4 separate regions of the Homo sapiens genome follow, and regions 1, 2 and 3 are each linked to region 4. Evidence: chromatin loops called from intact Hi-C (ENCODE). Cell type or tissue: endothelial cell of umbilical vein. All regions are shown on one strand.

What was found. Peaks named below come from ENCODE experiments on the same cell type or tissue, not always from the same donor. Only the 100,000 strongest peaks of a DNase experiment are listed, where the experiment ranks them.
Region 1: it touches region 4 in a loop (8-fold over the local background); 55 of 110 quality-filtered maps call a loop at or near these places.
Region 2: it touches region 4 in a loop (11-fold over the local background); 7 of 110 quality-filtered maps call a loop at or near these places.
Region 3: it touches region 4 in a loop (4-fold over the local background); 3 of 110 quality-filtered maps call a loop at or near these places.

Annotation. Positions count from the first base shown.
Region 1 is chr10:128,066,449-128,071,448 of GRCh38, forward strand. It overlaps PTPRE (protein tyrosine phosphatase receptor type E), which reads left to right. Exons shown (of 21, transcript NM_006504.6): 12 at 1,675-1,838; 13 at 3,244-3,379; 14 at 3,853-4,002; 15 at 4,360-4,453. Among named protein-coding and RNA genes, the nearest start is that of AS-PTPRE, 6.5 kb to the left of the region's middle. RefSeq lists a silencer at 2,891-3,088. In endothelial cell of umbilical vein, a CTCF peak has its summit at 3,101 (motif pointing left); a DNase peak (open chromatin) is centred at 3,073.
Region 2 is chr10:127,868,529-127,873,528 of GRCh38, forward strand. It overlaps the pseudogene BUB1P1. Among named protein-coding and RNA genes, the nearest start is that of CLRN3, 22 kb to the right of the region's middle. In endothelial cell of umbilical vein, CTCF peaks have their summits at 2,106 (motif pointing right) and 4,554 (motif pointing right); a DNase peak (open chromatin) is centred at 2,153; H3K27me3 peaks cover 431 bases.
Region 3 is chr10:128,147,937-128,152,936 of GRCh38, forward strand. No RefSeq gene overlaps it. Among named protein-coding and RNA genes, the nearest start is that of MKI67, 24 kb to the left of the region's middle. RefSeq lists a silencer at 2,064-2,503. In endothelial cell of umbilical vein, a CTCF peak has its summit at 2,260 (motif pointing left); a DNase peak (open chromatin) is centred at 2,235; H3K4me3 peaks cover 465 bases; H3K27me3 peaks cover 205 bases.
Region 4 is chr10:128,009,624-128,014,623 of GRCh38, forward strand. All of the region lies in intron 2 of PTPRE (protein tyrosine phosphatase receptor type E), which reads left to right. Among named protein-coding and RNA genes, the nearest start is that of AS-PTPRE, 50 kb to the right of the region's middle. In endothelial cell of umbilical vein, a CTCF peak has its summit at 1,896 (motif pointing left); DNase peaks (open chromatin) are centred at 288, 1,908 and 4,228; H3K27ac peaks cover 948 bases.

The sequences.
Region 1 (5,000 bases), 57 kb after region 4:
AGGAGGAAGACCAGTCATTGGAGGGGCCTGGGGGTGAGGTCCTCCCTCAGTAGCACAGTGACATTTCACACACTGACTGGGAGGTGGGGTTTTTTTCTAACACTTTCCGAATTCTGTCTGAAACCTCCTCGTTATTTTCCACACTTGGGTTCTGCTAGTTCCACCACCCCAAAAGGTTTAAGAGAGAGATCAGTAAAAATATGTGTATGCAAAGCAGATGAAATCAAGATATAGAAGAAAGTTTAAAACCATAGAGAAAAGACAGAAGACCATTTTGTCAGGATTTAAAGATACAGTCATTGGCATAATTAGGTCACAAAATAAGTGTCTGAGGTTCCAAGAAGCCACAGCAAAAAAGGAAAAGGATGAGCTGATTATTCTTATCCTATCCCCTGCTGGCATCTCTCCCAGAAATGTGCACACAGGCGCACACAGGCACTCACATGCACACGCACACACATACTCCCACACACAGGCACACACATGCACACATGCACATACACCCACACACAGGCATACACATGCACACACACCCACACACAGGCACACACACGTACACCTACCCACACACAGGCACGCACATGCACATACTCCCACACACATGCATGCACATGCACACGTACACCCACACACAGGCACACACATGCACACACACGCACACAACCGTACAATGCATGCACGTTCACACACACATGTGCACACACACCCCACTCACATGCACACATGCACACATTCACACATGTGCACACACATACACCCACACACATTCACATGCACACACATGCACACACGCACACACATTCATGCACATGCATACATGTGCACACACACGCACCCACACACGCACAGATGCACACATGCACATTCACACATGTGCACACACATACATCCACACACATTCACACACGCACACGTGCACACATGCACACATTCACACATGTGCACACACACATACACGCACATGGGTGCACACGTGTACGCACCCACATTCACACATGCACACACATGCATACATGTGCACACATTCACACGTGCGCACATACACACATTCACCCACACATACATGCGCACACATGCACACATACACATGCATACATGTGCACACACATGCACACACATCTACTTCCAAATACGCTGTGTATCACCTTCCGTGATCTGGGCAAGGGAATTAAACTCATGGGCTCTGGGTCCAAAAGCTGAGAGAGGCTCTGAGGGCAGGTCTGGGAGACTCCAAAGAGCAGGCCGACTGCATCATCTGTCCTCCCAAATGTAAGACAGCTTTGCCCAAGGAAGGATGTGCTGTTGGTGATTACTCAGCACCACCGGCCTGAGGTGGGACTGTCCAGGCAAGATGGGCCATGGCCGCCCTGCTTGCACGGGGGTCTGTGAGCACACAGACCAACTTTGGGGATGTGTCTGGCTGCTTGGGCCCTGCCTGACCTGGGCATAGACGGTTGCTGCGGGCCCTGTTCTGTGGCCCCAAAAGCAGCACATGTTCAGAGTCGGCAGGGGTAAGGTCCAGGCTGTCTGGCTCAGGCAGGCCCTCTGTGGATGGGCCCCTCCCCTACGCAGCCCCAGCACAGGGGAGCCCACGGCGGCGTCCTCAGAATGAGATGCTGGGGGAGCAGGGGGAGGATTGTTTCACCCACTCTTGTCTCCCCGCGTCCCCCGCAGCAGCTCCCCGACGGCTGCAAAGCCCCCAGGCTGGTCTCACAGCTGCACTTCACCAGCTGGCCCGACTTCGGAGTGCCTTTTACCCCCATTGGGATGCTGAAGTTCCTCAAGAAAGTAAAGACGCTCAACCCCGTGCACGCTGGGCCCATCGTGGTCCACTGTAGGTACGCTGTGGGGGCCACGGGGCGGGACCCTCAAGGGCAGGCCACAGTGGGATGACTCATCCTCATGGGCAATGCCAGGGGACCAATATCAGGGTGGGCAGAGGTTTGGGCAGGGCTGATGTGAACACAAATGTCAGTGACTGAGCCAGGCCCCAAGAACCCTACAGGAGAATGTTCAGAGAGCCCCCTCTTCATCCCAGTCGATAAAACCCACCAAAGCCAGGAGGCTCCGGTTGATGGTGGGAATGGAGTTCTGGGCAGGTCTGCTTGGCCGCCCTCACCTCTCCCCGGGAATCCCAAGTCACCTCTGGGAACCAAGATGGAAATGAGAGAAAGCCCCCTGGTTTCTACAGGAAGCCCCCCAACAACACACAAGTCGTTATGGAAGAGCACACCATGCTCAGATGGGCCCCCACAGCAGAGTCTTCCAGAACACGCTGTCCTGGAGACCAGGGTCCGAGGACCAGGCTGCCCCTCGCCAGCTGCCACTTCAGCCTCGGTTTCCTCACCTGTGATGGGAAGGACAGCCTCGGCGGAGCCTGTGACTGGCATCTGGGTGGGCTTTGCACAACATGAAGAATTACTCAAATGTACAGCCAAGGCCACCCCACAACCCCCTGTCCACAGAGAGCCCCACTTGTTCCTGGCAGTGATTGGCCTCACCAGGGTATCACTTTGATTAGATACTAAGTTTCCATCTGTTACAGACAGGTTCATTCTGAGTATCACAGCACTGCCAGGGACAAAAGCCACCTGCACGCAGTGATGCAGGCGCTCTGCACCTGTCATGCAGGTGTTCACGAGAAGCCGTCCAGGAACCCCCGAAGAACGGGCTTTCCCCAAGTCTGAGCAACACTCGCTTGCTGGGGCCAAGCAGAGGCTGGACCCCACCCCACCCACCCTCCAGTGTAGCTCATACTGGGAAGAATTTGCAGGGTCAGATAACAGTAATCTGACAGATGCCACCTCACTTAATGCCCCGAGTCAGATGACTTGGTTTGCCCAGTTTGACAGAGAGGGAGGCTGGATACCAGAGCTGTTGCATAGTTGATCTGAGGTCCCTCTGCTCCCAGGGGGACAGATCTAGGATGCCAATCACACATATAAGAAGAAGACACTGTTTGGTAAGTGAGAAAAATTCTCCACACAGCCTAATCCGAGGCTTACTGCACCAGCTGTTAATGTGCCTCTTAGTAGAGTGTCGGTGGCTATCAGAGGACCGGCCTGAGATCACTTTACTGAGACCACAGCTCCCTCTGGTGGCTGCACTGTAGCTTTGCTCCTAATTAACCAAAAAAACAAAAAGTTGCATCCAGTGACCTGGGTGCGCAGGCCCCTTCGGGGCCTTTCATTTACTTCGGGAGGAGTGTGACTCACGACGCAGCATCTTTCTCTTTCCCCAAAGCGCGGGCGTGGGCCGGACGGGCACCTTCATTGTGATCGATGCCATGATGGCCATGATGCACGCGGAGCAGAAGGTGGATGTGTTTGAATTTGTGTCTCGAATCCGTAATCAGCGCCCTCAGATGGTTCAAACGGATGTGAGTCATGCCTTCCTCTTGCCCTGATCTAGCTTCCCAAAGCAAACCCGATGCCTTCGCCACACAGGTGTGCAGGGCCCTGGCTCTGATGGGCACGTGGCAACCAGCCTGGGCCTGGCCTGGCTTCGCTCCCCATAGCCTTCCCTGCCCACGCGTGGGACCTCAGGGACTCCCTCGTCCTCATCTTTCCCTCGTATCCTCATGTGAGATGGGGCAATCCTACTCCCCCAAACGGTGCATGTACACAGTGCGTGGCGTGCTCACCAATGTGAGGCTCTGCTGCTACCGTTCTCCTTACTCAAGGGCATAAATGGTCGTTATCCGTGGCCGGTACTCTGACTCTTGCCTCACACCTCCTTGTGTTGGCAAAAAGAGAAAAAGAAGAAAGCCGCCCTCTTTGGTCTGCCAAGCTCCACGTGGGCCAAGACTGCAGGGCAGAGTTGAGGGTGTGGGCACCCCTGGCCTCTCTGCAGATGCAGTACACGTTCATCTACCAAGCCTTACTCGAGTACTACCTCTACGGGGACACAGAGCTGGACGTGTCCTCCCTGGAGAAGCACCTGCAGACCATGCACGGCACCACCACCCACTTCGACAAGATCGGGCTGGAGGAGGAGTTCAGGGTGAGTACAGCTGACCCTCCTCTCCATCCTGGTGTAAGCAGCCAAGGGCACGAGGAAAACAGGTGACCATTTAAAGGAAGCCTCTTTCAATCACTTGCCCCTTAACTGACCTCAGAAAAAGCAGGGGCAATACCTGAGCCATGATTTACAAGGGAAGAAGGATCAGGTGGCTTTCAGAGCCTCATAGCAGCCCTACTAGGCACACATTTGTATTTCCCAATGCTAAGGAGGCTTCCTGGGTTGGAGAGTGGTTTCCTTTGAGCAGGCGTCCTTGCCAGCAGCACTAGTCCTCGGCTGAGCAATGTGCTCAGGAGTGTCAGAGGTTTAACTGTGTCATTATATCCTTCTCTGCTGCAGAAATTGACAAATGTCCGGATCATGAAGGAGAACATGAGGACGGGCAACTTGCCGGCAAACATGAAGAAGGCCAGGGTCATCCAGATCATCCCGTGTAAGGCACCCGTGGCGTGGCTTGGGCAGGGCTGGGGCGGGGCTGGTGCCGGAGGCTTTCATCCTGGAGAAGCCATTGACCGCTTACCCCTGTGCACCAGGGTCAAAAGCAGGGTGTCCTCTGGCCTCAGGCTAAGGGCTCCTGTGTGCTGTACCAAATGTCAGGTAGAAAAGACACCTGTGAAGCACCAGCTGACCCAGACAGTCCTGCATGGGTCTCAGGCAAGCTGCTTCGGATATGAGCTTGCAGATGCGGGAGGGCAGCCGAGGCTGATTTCAGGGGAGGGCTTCACAGAAGCTGGAGATTTGCGGCAGGCACGACTTGGGATTCCTTGTCTCATTCCTTGTCTCCCCAAGCCTGGGCAGAGGCCCGCCTCCCCCTTACACAGAGGGGCCTGAGCCACCCAGCCGAGGCCATGCAGGTGAACTCAGCTGAGACCACCTAGGAAAAGGCTGTGGCCTTGAGGAGGACAAGAAATGGGCCTAGGGTAGAGTCAGGACACTGGTCTGCCACCCAGGTCATGGGAGAGGGAAGGAGGACCTGGCAG
Region 2 (5,000 bases), 140 kb before region 4:
CTGTGAGGTTTGCAAGATCAAAACTATTTTCATCACAATACTTAGATGTTATTTCCTTTTTTCTTTGGGGATACTTGAACAGATGGTGGAAAAGCAATGGTGGGTGAGATGGGTTGACCTTACCACAGTATCAAGGCATTGGCATCAAACTGCACAACTTGTCACTGGGGACATCACCACCCCATACTTGGAGGAGTGTGGATGATTTGTCTAGTGCTATCTGTGGAGTGTTGAAGTCCCCCACTATTATTATGTTACTGTCTATCTCTTTTCTTAGGTCTAATGGTAATATTTTTATGAATCTGAGAGCTCAGATTTTATTATATGTAAAAATGCATATATATTTAGGATTGTTATGTCTTCTGATTGAATTGGTCCTTTTATCATTATATAATGTCATTCCTTGTCTGTTTTTACTGTTGTTGCTTTAAAGCCTGTTTTATCTGATATAAGAATAGCTATTCCTGCTCATTTTGTTTTCCAATTGCACAAAATATCCTTTCCCACCCCTTTACCTTGAGTCTATATGAACCCTCACATGTTAGTTGTGTCTCTTGAAGACAGCAGATATTTGGTTTGTAATTTTTTATCCATTCTGCCAATCTGTATCTTTTAAGTGGAGAATCTAGGTCATTTATATTCAACATTAACATTGTGATGTAGGTTACTGTTTCAGTCATTGTATTGATTGTTACCTAGTAACTTTTTTTTCTCCGTTGTGTTATTGTTTTATAAACCCTGTAAATTCTATGCTCTCAGGAGTTTCTGTTCTGTGTGTATCAACCTTTAGTTTCAAGATTTAGAACTCCTTTTCACATTTCTTTCAGGACTGGTTTAATATTAACAAATTCCCTCAGAATTTGCTTGTCTGAGAAAGATTTTATTTCTCCTTTATTTATGAAACTTAGCTTTGCTGGATACAAAATTCTTGACTGACAATTATTCTGTTTGGAGGAGACTAAAGATGGGACTCCATTGCATTCTGTCATGTAATGTTTCTGCTGAGAAGTCTGCTGTTAGTCTGATAGGTTTTCCTTTGTAGGTTACCTGGTGCTTTTGTCTGACTGCTCTTAGAATTTTTTCCTCTACATTGACTTTAGATAGCCTGATGATTATATGCCTTGGTGATGTCCTTTTTGCAATGAGTCTCCCAGGAGTTCTTTGAGCTTCTTAGACATGTATTTGCATGTCTAAATCTCTAGAAAGGCTAGGGAAGTTTTCCTCAATTACTTACTCAAATAGGTTTTCCCTACTTGTTGCTTTTTCTTCTACCTCAGGGATGCCTATAATTCTTAGGTTTAGCTGTTTTCCCATATTTCTTGGAAACTTCGTTTATTTTTTTTAATTCTTTTTTTCCTTTATTTTTGTCTGATTAGGTTAATTTGAAAGCCTTGTCTTTGAGCTCTGAAATTCTTTCTTCTACTTGGTCTAGTCTATTGCTAAAACTTTCCACAGTATTTGTAGTTCCCCAGATATGTCTTTCATTTCCAGAAGTTCTGATTGTTTTTTCTTTAAAATATGCCTCTCCTTAGAAAGTTTTTCACTCATGTCCTGAATTGTTTTTAATATTTCTTTATGTTGGTTTTCACCTTTCTCTTGTCTCTCCTTTAGTAACTTAATAATTTACCTTTTGAATTCTTTATCTGGTATCTCAAAGATTTCATCTTGACTTAGACTCACTGCTGGAGAGTTAGTGTAATCTTTTGTGGGTGTTTTTAGAACCTGTTTTTTCATATCACCAGAATTATCTTTCTGATTTACTCTCATTTGGGTAGACTCTTTCTTCTTATGATTTTTAAATTAATTTTTATTTGACTGGTTTTAAAACATTTCCCCGTGAGGATGTGACTTTAATGTTTATAGTTCATTGTCACCTAGCTTCAGCTCTGCATACTTTCAGTGGCAAAGACTCTGAGTTCCTTGGTTATGGAGAATCTTTGTGTGATGGATTTCTCAGATGCTGGATGTACTAAAAATGTGTTGTGTGTGTAAGCAGATTCACTGTCTCATGTGGGGCTGGAATGGCCGTGGTCTCATGAATATCTCATTTCCCAGTGATGTGCACTTAAAAAGAAAAATTCCCCAGTATTTTATTCACTAGGTTGAACAGTTCAGGCTTCGGGCCAGTAGGAGGTGCCAATGGGTTAAAAAGAAAATGGCTGCAGCTAAAGCAGGTGGGTAAAAGCGATATCCCAGTGGTGGGTGGAGGTCCCAGCTTTGACAGAGGTGACTGAGGAAGCTGTCAGTAAAATGCACTGAGTTCTTTTCAGGGGGAGGTGAGGGATCCACCACAGTTCTCCTTCCAGGCCAGAAGGAAAGTAATCCACCTCCCAGCCCACTCCTGACCTGGTATTCCAGCTGTTAGATCAGACAGGCAGCTCTTATTCATCAGGAATACTGATGTTTCATGTAGAAAGGGGTTGTGAATCTCTCTCTCTCTCTCTCTCTCTCTCTCTCTCTCTCTCTCTCTCTCATGCAAGCCTGAACCTGGAAGGGAATGCTGTGGGGATGCAGTCACCCTAGAGTGTTCCAGAAAGGGTGCCTACTAATGCACCCACACCAAGCTCCTATGGGAGAAGCCCCCGCTACCTCTGCAGTGGTGGTCAAGGGATGGAAGAAGTCCCCTTCTCCAAGACCATTCACAAGTATCAGGGCTGCCTGACTACTTGGGTAGAGCAACAGACTTTCCCCACCGAACCGAGCACTGCACCTGTGCCTCTGCTGAAAGAAACTTCCCACCCGTGGAAAGTTCTAGCACTCAAGGCCTGCCTTCTGAATTCCTTTGTCTCATAGGGTCCTCCCTTAATGTGTGCATTCTCACTTCCCCTAGGAGTAGCAGCCCCTGAAGGCCAGACTACTGTGAATGCTGCTGCTCCTCTGGGTCTAGCCACCCAGTCGGGCTGCCACATTCCAGGCTGGTGCTAGGGATATCTACAAGGGATCCAATGATGTAACTTGTCCAGTCTCCCAGCAGTGGCAGGGGAGAGACATAGACTGAGATTTTCTTGGTTGTAAATAGCCTTAGCATGTTGGCTTTCTCAAAGCCAACAATAGTAGTAACGTACTAGGTATATGGAAACGTACTTTCCATATGGAAAGACTCAACATCTGGTTAGCCAGGGTGATGCAGGCAATGTCAGTAGGCGAGGTTGCACAGAGGTTTTCTTCTTCCTGAGTAATGTGTTATTGTGCCTGCAGATGCTGCAATGGATGGTGGCAGCTGGCCACCAGCCAGGAGGTGGCACTCGCAAAAGATCACCAGCTGAGGTGGTAGTGATGGGGTTGGTGCTTGCCTCATGTTACCCAGGGGAGGTACTCTGGAGTCTCAGGCAATGGGCGGGGTCCTGGAGTTCCCAAACGTCCCTGTCCCTTGTGTTTACCAGGGCAAGTGAAGGGGCAAAGCGGGTCAGGCTAGATCAGGTAAGTCCACGCCCTGGCTCCCTACATGCAGGGGCAAGCAGTGTCCTCAGCGGGGGATTGGAGGGCAGTTCTCTGGCTGCTGGGATAATGTTCCAGAGATGAGTGTAGCTGCCGCTGCTGCACAAAAGAATCCGCATGGGGAGTGAGGAGTAACAGGCGGCAGTCAGTCCCACTCAGCTCCCACGCACTTGGCAAGGAAGGCCTCACACCCGCAGGGTTCAGCCAACAGCAGCGAGCTGGGTTCCAGGCAGCCTGCTCTCAGAACTCAAAACCGCCCAGGCCATGAGTCTTCCTGATAGAGACAGAAACCTGGCTTTCATGCTTCGGCCCTCCAGGTCCACCCGGGAAGCAGGGGTGCCAGCTCCTGCACTCGTGGCCATAGCACACTTCCCAGTTGCCCCTGGGTTCAAGCCAATAGGGTTCGTCCCCTCTCGAGATTATGTGGCAAAACTCAGTTGGGAGCTTCTCTCACCCTGTGACCACCGCCTGAGTCGGCTGGCAGACTTCCACAAGGGCCCCTGTGGGATGGGATCAGGAATGGCTTCGCTCCATCACCGCTGGAGCCTGGGAGTGCCCACAGAGCCTGTCCCGATGCTGCTCCTCCCTCTGTTCTCCCCACCACTCACTAACTCGGCTCCAGTGCTGGGCAGGGTCATGGGCTTCTGAGGGTTGCAGCTCCCCTGTGGGAGTGAGCGTCTTGGCAGCTGTGTCTCCCCTCACGCTCTAGAGACTCAAAGTCTTCCATCTGCTTCGCGGTATAGGCTGCTGCCCGCCACTTCTTTCAAAGGGACTATGGTTTCTTTCCCTTTCTGTTAAGTTCCTGTGTTGCTCTTGGAGAAAAGTTCACAGTGTGACTCTCTATACACTATTTCGTCTTTCCAAGTGGGAGAGGCAGGCTAACTAACAATGCCTCCCATCTGCTAGCTTGGGGGAAGAAAAAGGTTCATTGATCTTAAGACCAGAACCTATTTAGGAAGACAGGAAAGATACTGGTCAGCATGTAGTGTCCAGTGAAAATGGTTACATTTGTAGTCAAAAGGTCAATGTTTCCCAGTGTATATACCACAAGAGTCCTGCACACTGGGTTACTCAAAATGAGACGGGCCTGGGGCCAGCAGAGGGAGGCCAAGGTCTACTACTGGGAAGTGCACTTTGGACTTTGTGCAACCCTTTTATACACACGCAGGGCCGCTGCCATGCTATAGGTCCCAGGTGTGCCTCGAGGAGACGTTGGCGGGTAAATCTGCATCAGAATATCTGCTCAGCCTCTCCTTGGTTGTGGCATGGTGGGGACGCCACTTTGCCAACCTAAGCCTTAGTGGCTCATCTATCAGATGGGGTTAACTATAAAACAACACAGGATATTGCTGTGAGGATTCAACACAATCTCCTGTTTGCAGGGTTTGGGGCAGGCACACCCTGAGGCCTGGCACCTGTGGCTGTGGTCTCTGCTATTGCAACAGCCTTGAAGACTGGGACCCCTACTGGGACCCCCGCTCTCTTCTGGGGGACCCTGGAAGGCTCCACCATATCCCTACACTGAGTAAGAAAAGGAGAAGCTTCCCCCTGTGGGAACAGTG
Region 3 (5,000 bases), 140 kb after region 4:
ACTACAAAGGAATGAACATACACATAATATTGGTATGTGCAACGCTGTGGATGAATCTCAAAAACATTATATGGGGTGAAAGAAATGTGGCAGATAAAACAATATATTGTTTAATTTTATTTATGTGAATTTCCAAAACAGCAAAAGTATTCTATGATAATGGAAACCAGATCAGCGGTTTCCTCTGGGCTGGGTTCATGGGGAGAGGGGAGGGAATTTTCAGAGGTAATAGAAACTTTCATATTTTGATTGATGTGTGGATCACACAGGTGGTTCACATTTGCCAAAACTCTCAGAACTCTACACTTAAGGTCTGTTCATTTTACTATGCATACATTTTTTACCTTAATTAAAGAAACTTTAAAAACCAACCGGGCCGGGCGCGGTGGCTCACGCCTGTAATCCCAGCACTTTGGGAGGCCGAGGCGGGTGGATCATGAGGTCAGGAGATCGAGACCATCCTGGCTAACAAGGTGAAACCCCGTCTCTACTAAAAATACAAAAAATTAGCCGGGCGCGGTGGCGGGCGCCTGTAGTCCCAGCTACTCGGGAGGCTGAGGCAGGAGAATGGCGTGAACCCGGGAAGCGGAGCTTGCAGTGAGCCGAGATTGCGCCACTGCAGTCCGCAGTACGGCCTGGGCGACAGAGCGAGACTCCGTCTCAAAAAAAAAAAAAAAAAAAAACAAACCAACCAGATACAATTCATGGGGCTTATTGGGACCTGAATTGGAAAAATCAACTGTTACAACTCTTAACTACACTTTTATGAAGCAGTTGGAGAAATTTGAACATTGAAATTTGATGGCATCCAGGAAATACTTTTTGGTGTGATGATTTTATTATTAGTGTGGCAATGGCATTGTTATATTAAAAAGAGTCTTTAACTGTTAGTGACACACCCTGGAATATTTATGGAGAAAGAGAGATGATTTCTCACATTTGCTCCAAAATAACCCCACAGGGGTGGGGTACAGTGTGGTTAAGTGTCCTGGGGGTGGGGATTAATAGGTGACACCTAGCTATGAACATCAATCTCTGAAGCTAGGTGATGGGTACACGGGGTTTGTGTATTTTCTTTTCTTTTTTTGAGATGGAGTCTCTCTCTGTGGCCCAGGCTGGAGTGCAGTGACGCGATCTCGGCTCACGGCAACCTCCGCCTCCTGGGTTCAAGGATTCTCCTGCCTCTGCCTCCCCAGTAGCTGTGATTGCAGGACCGTGCCACCACGCCCAGCTAATTTTTGTATTTTTAGTAGAGACAGGGTTTCACCATGTTGGCTGGTCTCGAACTTTCCACCTCAAGTAAACCGCCCGCCTCCGCCTTCCAAAGTGCTGAATTACAGGCATGAGCCACCACGCCCGGCCAGTTTGTGATTCTTTCTACTTCTGTGTATGGTTAAAATTTTGCACGAGAACAAGGTTTTACAATTAAGTGTTTCAGCCATGAAGAACATTAGGAAGTCAGTCGTGGCGGGCATGGGGTTCCGTGACAGGGGTGGAGCTGGCAGGGAGAGGTGCCAGGCCCTGGTGCCGGGGCGCGCCCTACGTCTGGGGACCCCGTCCTGGGGAGTTCCTGGGTCCCGACAGCTTCAAGGCCTCTGGCTCTGGGCGGCCTCAGCATTGTAGTGTCACCCGCCGCCGGCTTCCCGCACAGTCAGGACGACCCCGCGTCCGGTGACAGCCGTCCGACCCCTCTCAGAAAAGGAACTTCCCTTAACATTTAAAGTACATCAATTGCCAACATTTCAAACAAAAATCTAGCTTTCTGGCTTCTCTTGAAAGAGCAAAGGATCAGGTCACCTTCGCAGGCCCAGACTCCACCGTCAGCTGCCGCCGACGGAGCCCACAGAGGAGGCTCGGGCGCCCGCGCCCCCTGCGCAGCGGCCCCTCCGCAGCGGCCCCAGCCCGCGTCCCCGCAGCGCCCCTTCCGAAGCGCCCCCTCCGAAGCGCCCACAGCCCGCGTTCCCGCCCGCACCCCAGCCCGCGCCCCCTGCCCGGGTTCCCGCAGTGCCCCCTCCGCAGCGCCCCCTCCGCAGTGCCCCCAGCCCGCCTCCTCGCAGCGCCCCCCGCAGCGCCCCCCGCAGCGCCCCCAGCCCGCCCCACCTGCAGCGCCCCCAGCCTGTGTCCCCGGCCCGCGACACCAGCCGGCGCCCCGCAGCGCCCCCGCACGTCGGTCACAGGAGCGGAGCCCACGCGGCCCTGGAGCGCGGTGGCTGGGCCCGTAGCGCCACCTGGCGGCGGATCAGGGCCCCCGCGCCCTTGCGTCCTCGGAAGGGGGAGGGGAAGGGACTCCACCCTGCACCCCCCACAGCGCGCTCCCGAGGCCGTTTCCCAAGGATGCGCGGGCCCGAGGGGATGGGGACGCGGCCCGCGCGGCGCGTTCCTGGCTACCTGGAGTCTGGGAATGGCGAATCCCACTCGCAGCGGACACAGGCGAGGCGCAGCGGGACGGGATTGGTGGGAACGGAAACAGCGGTCACCTGGGAGCCCAGAACCAGCGAGTGCGCGGTGCAGCGTTCGCTTACCAAACGTTGTGGGACAAACGCCTTTCAACTGTTTCTGGACGCCAGTGGGCCGGCGTTACCCTGTTGAGCCATTCCTTTCTATTAGCTTACTATTGTTAGTATTGTTATTATTTGGAAACTTTAGCCTACAACGATATATTTATTAATTTGGAAACTTAAGACATATCTGCCCAATCAGCCACTCTGTGTTTTAGGCATTCATCTCTGGTCCGTTTGATCTCAGGCAGCGTGCTGAAAAGGATGAACCGGGCAGCTGGAGTTGTCCAGGGGCACGTAGCCTGCGGGGCGCACGGAGGGGCCTCGAGCGCGTGGCCCTGCGCGTCCCGGGGGGCGCCCGCTGTCCACAGCCGCCTAGGGAGCTCCGCCACCACCCCTCGGAGATGGAACTCCCATGACACAAATTTCCCTATATAGCAAACCTGTGCTTGTACCCCTGAACTTAAAAGTTCTCCCCCACCAAAACACAAAAAACTAAAAACTAAGGAACATTCCTTCCTAGACGTCTATAATCAGTATCATAAAGATCCCCTTGCTGGTGGTTACCCAACTAAGAGTTCATGGAGCAACAGTTTAACTTTTGTTTTCTTTTAAAATCAAAGCTGTACTTACACCTGATTTAAAAAACAAAATAGGTTTAGAAGGCTTGTTACAAATCACACACCCCCGTAACTCAGAGCAACCCTGTTCGGCCCACCTGCTGTTATTCCTTTCCCAGGAGGCAACTGCTTTGGATCCTTTTAGCTAACCAGCGGTGCAGCGACGGATTCTGTGTTGGTGCAGTCCTTCTTGCTGTCTCATGGTTGAGCACCCTTCCCACTGGGGAGATGATAAAGCACACCGGGTTCTTCCCTGTCACCGCCCGCAACCCCCACTCATGCCTTTCCTATCCATGCATGCTTCTCATGTACTTATATTGTGATTTTGACTACAACAGTGTACATTATTACAGCTATGTAAATGCTGTTTGAAGCTAAGCCATGTAGTAAATGATGGTTACCATTTACTTGATTGAACATTTATTTTTTTTTCCTGGAGTCAATTTTCTTTAATTTTTTTTTCCCGTTGCTCAGTTTTATGCATTCATCACAGAGTCATTTGTCTTGACCTTCCAGATGTCTACTTGAGGAAGCCTCTCCCAGAGCTTCTGACGGGGCATCCGGCCTGCACCCTTTACTTCCCAGAGCCTGTGCCTCATGGGGCCTGGCTTCTCCCGACCATTGCCCTGGGATTCTCTTCTCTTCCTGGTGCTTGACCCTAGAGGGCCTGCATTCCTGAGAAATGTTCTTCTTTCTTGGTTTGCTATTGAGCACCCCCACTGGCCATCTCCTAAGAAGCAGTGCATGGGAAGGAGTTTAAAGAACATGCGTGTCTGGGCCGGGTGCGGTGGCTCACGCCTGTAATCCCAGCACTTTGGGAGGCTGAGGCAGGCGGATCACCTGAGGTTGGGAGTTTGAGACCAGCCTGGCCAATATGGCGAGACCCTGTCTCTACTAAAAATACAAAAAATTAGCTGGTCATGGTAGTGGGCGCCTGTGATCCCAGCAACTCAGGAGGCTGAGGCAGGAGAATTGCTTGAACCTATTAGGTGGAGATTGCAGTGAGTCGAGATCACGCCATTATACTCCAGCCTGGGCAACAAGAGTGAAACTCCTCCTAAAAACAAACAAACAAACAAACAAACAAAAAACCTGCTTGTCGGAAAATGCTATTATTCTACTTTACACCTGCTCTGTTCTTGATTTTCCTTTAGAATTTCGGAGGCTTCAGTCCCTTGTTTTTTGGCTCCTGGTTTTGTTGTCAAGAGGCCTGAAGCCAGCCTGATCCCTGATCCCTGATCCTCACCTGTGGCCTGTTTTTCGTTTGCCTTTTTCCTCTCTGGAAATTGGAGGGGTCGTCTGCTTGTTCTGAGAGCTCTGAGTTTTCACCATAGTGTGCATTTCCATGGGCCTACTTTCATCAGTTGCATTCAGGCTGCTTGTGAGGCCCTTTAAGCTAGAATTTCATGATCTGGGGTGTTTTCTAGGATGATTTTATGAGTTAATTTCCTCCCCTTGGTCTTCACTACTCTTTCTTTCTGGACACTCCTGTGATTTGGATATTTGACTTCCTGGGCTGAATCTTTCATTTGCTTGTCCTTTCTTTCCTATTATCAATTTCTTTTTCTTTTGGGTGTCTGGGAGATCGCCTTGATTTTTTTTTTTGTTCCAATCTTTTTGTTAATTTTTTAACCTTTGTTATAGTATTTTTAATTCTCAGGAATACTTTTTTGCTCTCTAAATATTCCTTTTGATGAATCTCTGTCCTTGTTGTATGGTTTTAGTATCTGCTCCCAGCTCTCTGTGGATATTAATGATTTTTTTTCCTTTTCCATATACAGTTTCCGTTTGCCTTGAGTTGCATGTTTCTGTCCATCTGTTTTGGTCACTGTCTTCCACGTGGTTTCCTTTCCTCTGCTGTCCAGTGCTTCCTGATCATTTG
Region 4 (5,000 bases):
GGACTGGAGCTCGGGTCGTCCTGAACTTGTGGCCCAGGCTCTTTGCAGTGCGTGTGCTGCAAAGGACAGCCCTGAAAGATGCTGAAAAGAATTCAGTCATTTAGGTTTTAAAACTTGGGCTTTCCCAGCTCCTTCATTGTTTAAATATCACCAATGAAATGGAGGAAATTTATTTAGCACATAATTGTAGTCTCGTTTCATATGAAGACAACAACATTTCTCTCTTGTTTCTGAGTGGTGGCCTCACCCCCCTCCATGGCCAGGAGTCAGGGGGACATATGAGTCACCGTCCAAGCCCTGACCCTTATGAGAGAAAGCAGGCAAGACTGATAATTGCACTGAGCAATGACCATGAGCTGAGATGGTCTGGAACTCACAGGGGCACGTGGTCACCCTATTTATAGAACATCTTACAGTGATGAGGGCCATTCATTCATTCATTCACTCACTCACTTATTCATCCCTCAAGTCCTTCTGGGCAGCCCCTGGGTGCCAGGCCCTTTGCTGGCCGTAAACCAGGCCGACTTGTCCCCAGCCCTTCCAGCCTGGATACCTGAGTGGGGGTGGTTTGTAGCCCCTCTGTTCTCACACCAGAGATTACTTCCCATTTTATAGGTTGCCAAATGTACATGAGCGCCCACACACAGAAAATGGCAGAGCCCAGGGACTCTGAAGCCTGGTGGTTGAGGTATGCCCAGCCTTTGCTAAAGACAGCAGAGAATAGCTTGGCTTGGGGAATTGAAATTTTTTCTTGCCTGAGAAATATGAGAACTCCTCCCTTTGCCGGGGCACAGATCCCATCACCACCAGGTCAGGGAAGAGACCATGCGGTTCCCAGCCCAGTGCTCTCTGCCTTTTTCTCTCTCCTACTTCCTTCTCCTCTCAACTTTAGATCCCCAGCCACAACCGTCAAACCCTGTTCCTTTTCTTTTCTTTTCTTTTCTTTTCTTTTCTTTTCTTTTCTTTTCTTTCCTTTTGAGATGGAGTCTCGCTCTGTCGCCCAGGCTGGAGGGCAGTGAGGGCAGTGGCGCGATCTTGGCTTACTACAAGCTCCGCCTCCCGGGTTCACACCATTCTCCTGCCTCAGCCTCCTGAGTAGCTGGGACTACAGGTGCCCGCGGACACGCCCGGCTAATTTTTTGTATTTTTAGTCGAGATGGGGTTTCACCGTGTTAGCCAGGATGGTCTTGATCTCCTGACTTCGTGATCCACCTGCCTCGGCCTCCCAAAGTGCTGGGATTACAGGCGTGAGCCACTGCTCCCGGCCTTAAACCCTGGTTCCTTAAACAGCTGGTAACCCATCCATTAAGCGGAAGGCAGGCAGAAGGTTCGTGTCCCAGGAGCCACCCGTCTTCCTGAATTGCCACCCCTGTCCTAAGCATGACACTTCATTTGTACATACTTTGAGTTATAGTCTCCAGAATAATTAATTTTAATATTTATGGAAGAATCGATTCCGTGGGAAGAAAGCCAATTTCCTGAACATGGCATGCGGTTTAATGGGTAATTCTCTCTGTCATTCTAGGCAAGAAAAGTCCATTTGGGTGTTAAATTTCTTGGCTGGGGTAGAGATAACAGACCCACAGATTGTAAAATTCCAGGCTGGGACATGGGTGTGAGGATGACTTTTGGGAATTCAGATGAATCTTAGAATGCTAGTTCCTAATTAATCACTGTAACACGGCGAGTGAATGGAGAGGAAAAGCTATTTAAGAACAAATGTTTGGGCATTGGTGAAGTGGTTACGTTTCTAGAGTGATCCTGCAAGGATACTGGTTGAGGTGACTGGGGGACCCCGGAGGAGGCGCGGGTTAGGAAGGTTCTGAGCGTGGCCTGGGCGCACCAGGCGGGTGCGCGGTAGACGTTCCTGTGGCTTACCCGACGGTGCCACCTTCTGGTCACCTCTGGCATAGCACCCGGGCTTCAAGCTTGGCGCATGCGCGGAAGCGTCCCCGTAGCCCGACCCCATCCCTAATGCTTCCAAATTCAGGTGCTAAGTTGAGCCCATAAAATGCAAAGTTATAACACCATTTCACTAGAAATTCCTTTTAGGACACTCCTGTCACTCTATGCTTCCTCTATCTGTCCTGTTGGGCTGTGAGCATCCTAGGGGCTCCCCCCTCCACCCCAAGAGGGTGCCATGGCTGGTGCCCAGCCAAGCTCAGCAACTGTGGGTGCCTCACACGTGCCAGTTCACAGGCGGTGGCCTAAACACCTGGAATGTGGCTGTCACTGTCCCCCTCCCACCAGCTCAGAGCAGAACCTGGGCCAGAGAGTCCACCTGTGTCCTCACCCATCCTAAGGGCGGAAACTGTCCCAAGATCAGAGAAGGGAAAAACCTCTAAGAGACAGATGACATGCCCAGGGTGACAAGATAGACAGCCCAGGTGTGAACCCAGGTCCACCTGTCTCCTGGCTCAGAGTGACAAGATTGTGAGCCTGGGTGTGAACCCAGGTCCACCTGTCTCCTGGCTCAGAGTGACAAGATTGTGAGCCCGGGTGTGAACCCAGGTCCACCTGTCTCCTGGCTCAGAGTGACAAGATTGTGAGCCCAGGTGTGAATCCAGGTCCACCTGTCTCCTGTGTTGGGGCTCTTTTCAGAGTGCTGGCCGCCTCCTGGAGCCTCCCAATGCAACTCACCTTTGCAACTCAAGGGTGATTTTAGGGCAATAAAATGCTCCAGGATAGATCTGACCTTGTGGTCACTCAAGAGTCCAGCAACTTCCTGGCCAATAAACCAAACTTCTCCTTGCCCTGCACCTGTGAGGTCTGGCCCATCCTCCCCATGAGCCTGAGCTAGTAAATATCCAGTGTCACCTGCTACCCTTGCTTTGCTGAGAAGCCCCAGATGAAGCTCCTCACCATGGCAGCGAGGCACCCACCCAGCCTTGGGAGAGAGGCTCATGCCATCAGCTTTGTCCTAACAGCTGTGCTGTTGAACGCCTGGGTTTCTGCTCAGCTCAGGAGTCATTAAGGTGCACCTGCTACTTGCTAGGCATGGACGAGGCATCATTTCCTGTCCTTGGGAGCTTCACAAGAGCAGAGGTGGGGGCTAGCTCTGGTGGCATATTCAGCACCTAGGACACCTATGTCAAATACAAGGATTCCAGTAATTTTTCAAAAGGTTGGCACCAGCCACTCCCCACAACCCTACCTTGAACCCACTGAAGTCTTTTTCAGGGGAGTGTGGTCTCCCAGTTAGACTAGAAATCCCTGGAAGGCAGCAAGGTTGTCGAATCTGGTTAATTAAACAAGGCCTCCTTCCCTGCTCTGTATCCAGAAGACAGTCAGTAAATATTTGTTAAACAAATAAACACATTTCTATTACTGGCTCTTGGTCAGTAAAATCAGCATTTCTTTAAAAATTCATGAGCGCCGTAGTGCTTCCCACTGTGAGAGCAAGCCATGTTATGAAATTGGCATGAATTTTCTATTAAAGAGAAGAGTCTATTTAATAAAATACTCCCAAAGGGTAGCTTTTTGGGTTACTGCTGTGCTGCATTATAATTTTCTATAATTACATGCTGTTGACTGTAGTTTACCAACAGAGTGTCAGTAAAGAAAAACGTAACCCTGGAACTGTATTACTTCAAGTGTGTAGCCTTACCAAATGGAAACTCATCGGTTAGCTGGGTCGAGGGTGGCAAAGAGAGTGTTCTCCGAAGTCGTGAGTAGAGGAAACATAAAGTTGCCCTGCAGCTCTCAATGTGTGCGGTCAAAACAAATAGCTGGGGGGATCTGTTAGGAAACCTGTTGGGATAATCTAGAAATGGAGGGAGAATCCTATCTTGGAGCGCCACTGGGGGCTGCTAGTAGAAAGGAGTTTGATGGACAGCAGCTTTAAGGGGCAGCACCTGCTGAGAAAAGCAATCCTTTAAACGGTCACATGGTAGACAGAGGAGGGATGTGCTATGATCTGAATGTCTGTGTCCCCCCCCAGATTTATATGCTGAAATCTGATCACCAATGTGCTGGGTTGAGGAGGCGGGGCCTTGGGAGGTGATTAGGTCATGAAGGTGGAGCCCTCTTGAATGGGATTAGTGCCCTTACAAAATAGGCTCCAGGGGACCTATTTGTTGAGGACACAGCAAAAAGGTCTTGAACAGGCAGAGGGCCCTCCCCAGACACCACATCCGCTGGCACCTTCATCCTGGACTTCTCAGCTTTCAGAACTGTGAGGAGCTTCTGTTGTTTACCCAGTCTAAGATATTTTGTTATGGCAGCTGGGCTGACTAAGACAGTGTGTAGAGGGAGTTTCCCGAAGGCAGGGCTGTGTTTGTTGTGTTCACCTTTGAATGCAAGTAGGTGCCAGTAAGTAGTGGAATGCATGCATGTGTGCGTGCAGGAGGCTACCACGGAATTAGACAAGACCCAATGTGCCCCTACCTCTGCCATTCTCTTGAAGTGTGCCTCAGGCCAAATTGCCTGTCCTCTCTGGGTCGTGGTCATCTCTGTTCTAGATGAGGATTCTGATCCTCCGTCCCAGACTGGCTGGCAAAGCAGGAGATGCACCACCCTAACAAGTCTGATGAGGACCAGGGCTTTGGCAGGGACCCCAGCTCCACAGGTCCCCTCCAGGCACTGGCAGAGGGTGCGTCCCCTCACAGCTGGGGTGTCCAGGGAGGTTGTGAAGCAGCTTCTCTGAGTTATAAAATATGGAGCGTTCTCTCCTTAGTTGCAATTTGGGGTCAAATGTTCTCCCAAACAACCGGAGGAGCAGTTATAAATAATGCATGCACATTGTTTGGCCCAATTAACATTCTTCAGAAGATGGGGGCAATTCTTTGAAGTCTCTTCCTTCAAACGGCGTGTATCGAGGGGGACATTGACACACCCCTGTTGGGCTGGGCCAAGCTTTTGCCCTAATTAGATATTTACACAAGAGACCCATGCGAGGAGGGCGGATTTATTTTTAATAAAAGAAGATTAAAATCTGTGTATCTGCAGCATATTAAGGAAGACTGAACCAAATTAAAAATTCTCCCACAACTTTGAATAGT